Linked DNA regions of Homo sapiens: all the other regions are linked to region 3. Evidence: chromatin contacts called from ENCODE Hi-C or POLR2A ChIA-PET data. All regions are on one chromosome and are shown on one strand. Each heading gives the region's core, a stretch centred on a gene start or an enhancer-like site at or near the end of the contact. The rest is flanking DNA. Distances are from core to core; before and after follow the strand shown. Region 1 holds the start of EIF4G2 (eukaryotic translation initiation factor 4 gamma 2). Region 2 holds the start of AMPD3 (adenosine monophosphate deaminase 3). Region 3 holds the start of EIF3F (eukaryotic translation initiation factor 3 subunit F).

Region 1 (2,700 bases), core at 92-2,591, 2.8 Mb after region 3:
TTCGTAGAACACAAGAGCATTTTAAACGGCTCAGAACGAATCTTTTGAAAAAGCCACATTCTACTATCTTTAAAACTGAGCACTGAGATCAATAGAAAAGTCTAACTACAGACACGAGCAACATCACGTGGAAAATGTCTGCCCTAGGAATTTTTACTGCCTTGACGAGGCCAGCGACTAGATGAGGTCTCTCCGAAAGCTCTTCAGCAGTTTTCCCCTGTCCACCCTTTCGCCTCCTCCCCGTGGAGAGCTCGTGGAAAGACGCGCGAGAGGGGGCCGGGTGTACAGGACTAGCACTTGCAGGCGGAAGACCAGGGCCACAACATGGCAGCAGGAACCTCCGCCCCGTTTTTCCCTTCCTGGGAACAAAAGAGCGGAGCATTCCTCCCACCCAGGCGCAAGTTAGGGAAGTGCTTCCGACAACCTCCCCGCGAGGCCCGGGTCGCTCGACGGGGAGGAGCAGCTGAGGCCACCCCCGCCAGCCCGGCGCCCAGCTCTTTGTTCTCCAAGCAGGAAGGCGGCCTCCTGCCCACCCGCCGCCTCCAAGCGGGCCCCCTCCTGCACCATAAATCCCCCCGGGACTGACAACCGCCTCGCCACGGCCTCCTCTGCTGACAAAAGGGGCAGAAATCATCACTCTCTCTTTCCTCCCCGACGAAGGGCAGCCCCTGCCGACTCCAGGTCCTACACACCTCCCCGCCGGGAGGCCAGGCTCCGGGACGCCTGCGGTTCCCTGGTCCCGCGCCAACGGCCTGGCCTTCCCTGCCGGCCCGCGTGCCTCCCGCCACGGCGCTAGCGGTCCGAGCCACGCTCCCTCGCCGTCCGAGCACAGCCGTGCCTCGGTCCGCCACGGCCTCGTCCCTGCAGGCGTCGGCCATCCGGCCATGACCGCACGGCGGCCTGGCCAACACTGACGTTTTCCTTCTACTCCGTCAGCAACAGGAAGAGAGAACAAAAGCCAAGACTTTCCAGGTATCTGAAGCGCAGAGGAAATGCTAAAAAAGGGTCGCCCCACCCGGCTCCGCCTGCGGCCGCCATTTTGTACCACTCGAGAAGAAGCGACCAGGGACGGCGGCCATTTTAGAGCGCTCCACTCGGCGGCGGCAGCGGCTCAACTCACCTTCACCGAGAACTCAGCAGCTGCCACCGCAGCTGCCTCCTCAGGATCCGGTCGTCGGGGATAGGGAAGGGAGGGGAAAGGGGAACGGAAAACAAAAAAAAGGGGGAGGGAAGGGGGAGGAAGGAGTCGGGGACGGCCTCAAACTCAGCTCAGAGGAGTCGCTGCTGCAGCCGCCACTCGGTACCCGCTGCCACCTCCATAGAGCTCCGACTCACTGCTGGCGCTAAGGCGTGTCTGAAGCCGAACTTATCACTCTTGGGGCAGCCGAACCCACCAGAGTCTCCCCGAATGGCTCCTTCGCCGCCCAATCAGCGGCCCGGTTGCCGTCTGCCACCAATCCGCGCAGGGCAGCGAGGAGGAGCCACAGGGCTGAGCTCGGTTGCGGCGCAGCCCCGCCGCAGTGCGCAAAGCCATATTCGCGAAGTCTCTGAGGCTGAGCCAGTGGCGTAAGGGGCGCCGAGCGCTGTCGAGATGAGGGTTGCGTGCGTAAAGCCGGAGAGCCCTTTTGAGTCTGCGTTGGCGTGGCTGCTGCTTCTTGCTCCAGTCCCTTTGTTCACTGAGTCCATATGCCATGCTCCAGTTGTATCATCCCCTTTTCCCTCGACCTCGTTTTCTCACCGGGAATATGGGAAGAAAACGCACCCTTACCTCCCCCGAACCCTGTGCGTGGCGAGTGAGCATTGCTTTTCTTGGCGCCCCTTGGAGCTGTGGCTGCCCTCGCGTGCCTGGCCTCTCCCGGGGCTGAGCCCTTCGGGTTGAGGCCTGGAGCCCCCGGGCGCAGCGCCGGGACACTACCCGGCTCCAGGTCCTCGGCTTCGGCAGCCTTAGGGAACCCAGAAAGTAGTGGGGAGGAGGCGAGACGTGCGCCCGGATGCCAAAGGGGAGCTTCATTCAGCTCCTTATTGGCCCACCCCCTGCAGAGTGAATGAGAAAGTGATGAAAGGAAGGGGTTGATTTTCTTCGAACCGCACAGAAGAAGCTGCTTTTCCCATAGGAATGTCCGGCTGGCGGTCACCGAGGAAAACACCCTGTGTGTCAGACTTCCGCGGGTGTTTGGAGGATTTCGAATTGCTAGCTCCTGTTTTTTTTTGTTTTTTGTTTGTTTAAGTGCACGTTAAACATTGTCAGTTGTGTATTTTCATTTTATTTAAGGTTCACCATAAGAAATAGGATTAAGCTTTTCAAAGCCGGCAAGTTGAACTATTTATACTTACCAGGTAATGTATTGATGAGTACCTTATTCCATCGTTTGCGACATTGTAGCTATACTAAAATGGAGTCATACTTCCATAAACTTAAACAACAAAAATGTCCCCATCTCCATTTTAACATGTAGTACTTTTACAGTGTATAGTCAAAGGCAAGAATGTGTGTGTTTTAACATGAATGACTTTTAAAGTGTTCAGTAAGAGGCAGGATTTTCAAAGACCCAAACTTAACCTTTGATGTGTCAAAACAGCTCTTGGTATTAGAGCACCTGGTCCTTAATACAATTTTCCGGAAAATTGCAGTTTTTCCTACGACATTTAAATGTAATAGAAGGCTGTGGTGTGGCTCTGAAGGTTTTTAACACAATTCCA
Region 2 (2,700 bases), core at 201-2,700, 2.5 Mb after region 3:
CCTGACCTTGTGATCCACCTGCCTCGGGCTCCCAAAGTGCTGGGATTACAGGCATGAGCCACCATGCCCGGCCGATATCTTTCTTGATGAGACATAATTTGATTCCGTCCTCTCCTGTCTTTTAGAGTTTGTAAGGGGTGCTTAAGTGATAAAAGGGGATGCAGTCTAGTCTCGGGCAGGAGAAGCGGGCCCTGTATCTGGTTATCATAAATTGTCTTGATGTTTGTTCGAAAGGGAAATAAGGCTTTGAGCTTGGGATCAGTGCTCTTCAGTCCACAGAGACATCTTGGCTGCAAGAAGCAGCAACAAGTTAGGCTCAAGGTGGAATTGTGAGGTCCTGAGAAGAGCTTGCTCTTCTGGGACAGAACTGTATTTTTCTTCTAAACTGCCCATGTTCTGGGGAGTCTTCCCGCCTTTTGGCTTCAGCAGGACCCTTGGTCATTGTTACAACCTGTGTCATCTTAGTGGAGCTGCTGCTGGTTTCTGTCTGAACCCGATGCAATGGGTCTCATACCTGTAAACTGGGCTCCAGGAAGGCAGCTTTCTCTAAGTTGGAAAATGAAGACTCAAGGTGGAGGGTGTTTCCCAAAGCCGATACCACAAGATATTAATAGGTGTTTTTTTCCTATGACAGCAGTTCTAGGATGGTCAAATAAGTGCGTCGGGTTAAACAAAGTTAAGCAGCTTTCTTTACTGCAGGACTTCTCAGGTGTTGAATTTGCTAGTAGAAACTGTGCATGAATACCCATAAGGGACTACAGGATGCAGTGTTTTCCAAGCCTTCTGACCTTTCATGTTCTGCAGACTGCACTTTGAAAAATGCTTGTTTAGACTAAGGCTAGCTGGGATCCGGTTAAAGGTGCAGAATAAAATTCCCTGAACGTGTCGGACTTAAATCCTTGGGCTGGAATCCTCCCACTGCAGTCCCCACTCTACCTCCCCTTTCCCCAAAACACTAGCAGAAAAAGTCATCTGCCCCTCCTCCTTCTGGCAGAATAGTACTAAGGGCTTGGATTTTTTTCTCATACTGTAAGTTCATTTAATTGTTTAATGAATAAATATTACCCTCCCTCTAGGTTGCTTGTAGCCTGCTGGTTGCACTGTTTATGAAACAGCTGTGAGGACAGGTGGGCCGTAATCTCTGGGTAGCTAAAGCCCAGCAGCAGCCCGAGGATCATGTGTCAACCCTGTAATACTGCTCTGTGCACACAGGAATTATGATGTGAGCTCAGTAAGACACAACCTCACGATTGGACATGCGGAGGTGACTCAGGCCCAAGTCAGGGTTACAGCTAGCCTCCCGGTAAACAACTGACCCATCCTTCCTGAGCTCTTCTCCCCAGGATTTCAACAGCACCACAGAAATAGCCATTTTGCTCATGGTTATTTCCCAGGACCACAGGATTTGCCTAAGTCACTGGGAGGCTATGTGTCTGTTCTGAGCCTTCCCACTCTCCTAAAGGGCAGATGAAGATCAGAGCTTTGCACCCTGTGATGCCATTTTAATCAACCCTGCTTGGTTTTAGAGGATTGCTCCTGTGGGTCACTTGAGGCAGGCTCCACCTTCCCCAGGAGGAGTGGCAGAGTCCAGCCAGCGCTCGGAGCTGGAGGCCCACGTGGGAGCAGTGAGCGGCTGTAAGCAGGGGAGGGTTTGGGGTGGGCTCCGGTGGGTCAGTTGGGGTGTACTCCTTTTCTGTGTGTGTGGATGGGGGTGGGGGTTCTGGTAAAGCTTATCAGGCTTCGCAGTCACCTGTGATGTGGGCTTCCTTCTGGGAAGAAAGGAAGGAGTGGGATGGGGCTGTCAGCTTTTCATCCTAGCCTGCCCCTGTCCTCTGTCCGCCTCTGTGCTGAGGCAGTTCCTGCTCCCTGAGTCTCTGTCCTTTCCTGGGAAAGGTGGAAGCAGTTCATGGTCTTTCCCTTTCAGAGGAGGAGGGGATGGAGGGGATTGTATTAGCAACTGGGATTGAAGCTCCCCCTGGCAGTTATGGGGTGCCCTTGGGAGGGCTGCTTTAGGGGGGCTTTCTGAGAAGAGGCAGGTCGGGCTGTACCTGAGACCAATCCCCTTGATAAAATGCAGCCAGGCCTGAAGCACGTTCAGAACGGAAGCAGCAAAGGTGATGATATCGCTCGTTGCTACTCAGCTTTCAGGAGGAGGCTGGGCGTTAGAGGGAGGCTGTGGCTTATCTCCTGCAGCTGGGCAGGACGGCTGAGTTTACTGTTGTAAAGAGGAAGCCGCCGCTTTAGTTTCCTCTTGTGAGGGCTGTGAAGAGGGCCAGGACACTGCATTCAGGATACCACAGCCATTTTGTTTTGGATAACTGGGATTACCTGGGGACTTCAGGGCTCTTGGAAATTTTCCACTCATATTTCATATTCACGAGAGAATTTCCAGCCCAGGCTTTTCCTGCTCTGGCTCACTGCTGCTCACAGATATGCAAAACAGAGACCTCCTACTCCAGCCGGCAGACAGGACCCAGCCAGCTGCACGCACGCACTGACTCAGCTGAGCCTCCTGGGTGGCAGGCAGCACCTCACCCGGGTGCATCACTTGAGTGGCATCTTCAGGACCAGTCATGGAGCCAGGCTCAGGTCTGTGTCGGGGCTTCTGCAAGGGGAGTCTGGCAAGAGTAGGAACCAGCTTCCTTCGTATAACGAGGGGATTTCAGTGGCACTGGGCTTCCTTTCTGGAGGGACTGTGGC
Region 3 (2,700 bases), core at 42-2,541:
GCAGCGTCATGTGAATTCTAATAATGGAAGATTTCTCCAAGGAGAAATCAACTCTTGGGCACAGAATCAGGGATAAGAAGTTCAACCTCACCTATCCACTTGCCAGCTGGACACTAGGACTTGACCTAATTAAGGGAGTTGACAGTTTTTTTGGTGTTTTGTTTTGTCTTTACAAGCAGATGTTATCACCCCATTATACCAAGAAGGAAATTGAGGCTCAGAAAAAACTTGTAGATTGCCCCAAGTTACACAGTGGGTTATGGTCAGAGCTCCCTCCATCACATAGTGATAATAGCTATGACTTAATAACTACTGTATATCAGGCATGTGCTAAGAGCTTTACAAGGCAATACCTCATATAATCCTCTCCTAAAGTACAGACTAGTTTATACACCTTATTACAACTCCACTTGAATGTGTAATGGACATCTCAAAGGTGACACATTCAGAAATGAAATCAGGATCTTTTCCCCAAAACCTGCTCTACCTACAGCTTTTGCTATCTCAATTGATGGTGACTTCATCCTACTAATCGCTCAGTACAAAAAAAAAAAAAAAAAATTGCAGTCCTCCTTGACTCCTCTCTTTCACACCTCATATACAATTTCTCAGGAAACCCTATTGAAACTACCTTCAAAATATATCCATAATCTTCCCACTTCTCAGAACTTCTACTGCTACCAGCCTGGTCCCAGCCACCATCATCTCTCACTTAGATTACCTAGTGGCCTCCCAGCAGGTCTCCCTGCTTTTCCCTCTCTCGCCTCCCTCTCCTCACCTCCCCTCACCCTCCAGTCTCTTCTCAAAGCAGCAGGAGAAATCCAGCTAAGTTCTCCTTCTCGCCCATTGCAGCCTCGAGCTTCTGGGCTCAAACGATCCTTCCGCCTCGGTCTCCCGAAGTGCTGAGATTACAGGCGTGAGCCACCGCGCCTGGCCTTAAAATCCTTTTTAAAGGCACTTTGACATCCATTATCTCATTTAAGTCTAAAACACGAATTTCGACCTCCGCGCTGCTTTCTGGTTCCACCTGGCGGCAGCTGCACAAAGTGTTTCTCTTCGAACGCCGTCCCAAGTTTTACCCGGAACTACTTAGCCCAGGGTTTCCTGAGTGCTCCTCGGGCCAAAAGCAGAGCGCACAAATTCCAGAAGAAATTACCAACGGCGGGACTATTTCAGTGCTCCGAGAAGTATCACCAGTAACCAATCAGCAAAAAGCTCTAGCTCACGTGGTGTATATTCAGCCTATCAAGCTCCTGATATTCATGAATGCTGTCATTTCCGCTTCCGCCTCCTTCTTTCTCGACAAGATGGCCACACCGGCGGTACCAGTAAGTGCTCCTCCGGCCACGCCAACCCCAGTCCCGGCGGCGGCCCCAGCCTCAGTTCCAGCGCCAACGCCAGCACCGGCTGCGGCTCCGGTTCCCGCTGCGGCTCCAGCCTCATCCTCAGACCCTGCGGCAGCAGCGGCTGCAACTGCGGCTCCTGGCCAGACCCCGGCCTCAGCGCAAGCTCCAGCGCAGACCCCAGCGCCCGCTCTGCCTGGTCCTGCTCTTCCAGGGCCCTTCCCCGGCGGCCGCGTGGTCAGGCTGCACCCAGTCATTTTGGCCTCCATTGTGGACAGCTACGAGAGACGCAACGAGGGTGCTGCCCGAGTTATCGGGACCCTGTTGGGTGAGTGGTCAGAGAAAGTTAACATTCTTTTCTTCCTCCCACTTCTCATTTATCTCACTCCCCTAACTCATTAATTCTTTAATTCCTGGTGTCCTACCGTCCTTTCCTCCCATCCCCAATGACCTCTTAATCTATATCTGCATCCTACCTTTTGCTGTGACTTATCTTCTCAAGCACTTGCATCTCTCCTCTCTCTCCTGCCGGATTGCTGTCACTTTAAGCGACATAAAATACACAAGGAGTAGTTGTGTCATTTACTGAATATTTTATGCCAGTGGTTTACATTTATGCCAGTGGTTTACATTTTACATAAACAGCAGTTTATGGCAAGTATGATGGGCTGCATCTACCAAAAATGAGTTCACACGCCGAGTGGGAAGTCAGGAACCCTTGACTCCCTATACCAGTGACCACATATTTCTCCCTTATCCACTGACTAAATGTCATCGTTTTCCAGGTATTGACAAAGTTTTCTAACCAGTTGTCAAAGGAGTGGGGACGTTTGTAAAAAAACATTCCTCCCAACAAGTAAACCGGTTTGGTTGGAACCCGCTTGGGATTTTATAGTGTTCTGCTGTCCTAAACGTCTGAGCCTGATCTGTGTCCCTCAGTGTCCCCTAATATTAGTACCTAATGTGAGAAACCCTGTTCCCCCATTTTGCATTTGGACGCAAACAGTTGTATTATCTGTTTATATTTCTGCCCTTAACCTTCAGGTCGAAAAATGACCCATTCTCTGCCTGTGTTCCAAATTTGGGGAATAGATATTTTATGTTAAAGTAGTTTGTAAAATGGAAAAGCACTAAAGAGGGATTGTTGATAATAAATTCCTTTCTGGAGACTATGCTGGTCCCATGAAATTCGTTTCCATTCCATCTTAGTGCCAGATTTTAAATAGCTTTGTGAATCCACTTTATTTACAAGCATTCTTTCTCTTTCATACTCTTGAACATCTACTAGTTCTTACACCATAGAAGACAGTTGGTATATTGCAAAGCAGACAAGATTTGTAAGCAGACCTCACAAAAC

Evidence for each region. Hi-C counts contacts between places; a loop is a spot of excess contacts on that map. ChIA-PET counts read pairs that join two places held with the same protein, here RNA polymerase II (POLR2A). Pooled maps may share reads with other maps.
Region 1: a map of CD4-positive, alpha-beta memory T cell shows a loop between it and region 3 (11-fold over the local background). The contact joins the promoter of EIF4G2 here to the promoter of EIF3F in region 3. A Hi-C loop is called at or near these places in 1 of 168 maps with a recorded cell type or tissue (CD4-positive, alpha-beta memory T cell) and 6 of 50 pooled maps. POLR2A ChIA-PET finds 5 or more read pairs at or near these places in 1 of 52 experiments (B cell).
Region 2: a loop to region 3 is called in a map of CD4-positive, alpha-beta T cell, with 10 times the contacts of the local background. The contact joins the promoter of AMPD3 here to the promoter of EIF3F in region 3. A Hi-C loop is called at or near these places in 2 of 168 maps with a recorded cell type or tissue (CD4-positive, alpha-beta T cell and naive thymus-derived CD4-positive, alpha-beta T cell) and 7 of 50 pooled maps.

What each region holds. Positions count from the first base shown.
Region 1 is chr11:10,807,585-10,810,284 of GRCh38, forward strand. It overlaps EIF4G2 (eukaryotic translation initiation factor 4 gamma 2), which reads right to left and starts at 1,342. Exons shown (of 22, transcript NM_001418.4): 1 at 1,121-1,342. LOC101928053 (a long non-coding RNA gene) reads left to right here and starts at 1,713. Exons shown (of 3, transcript NR_120540.1): 1 at 1,713-1,782; 2 at 2,273-2,337. RefSeq lists enhancers at 115-194, 925-1,184, 1,695-1,744, 1,820-2,426 and a silencer at 1,465-1,514.
Region 2 is chr11:10,453,814-10,456,513 of GRCh38, forward strand. It overlaps AMPD3 (adenosine monophosphate deaminase 3), which reads left to right and starts at 1,451. Exons shown (of 15, transcript NM_001025389.2): 1 at 1,451-1,635. RefSeq lists an enhancer at 2,326-2,375.
Region 3 is chr11:7,986,046-7,988,745 of GRCh38, forward strand. It overlaps EIF3F (eukaryotic translation initiation factor 3 subunit F), which reads left to right and starts at 1,292. Exons shown (of 8, transcript NM_003754.3): 1 at 1,292-1,671. The coding sequence starts at 1,308. RefSeq lists enhancers at 927-1,106, 990-1,529, 1,530-2,068, 1,537-1,586.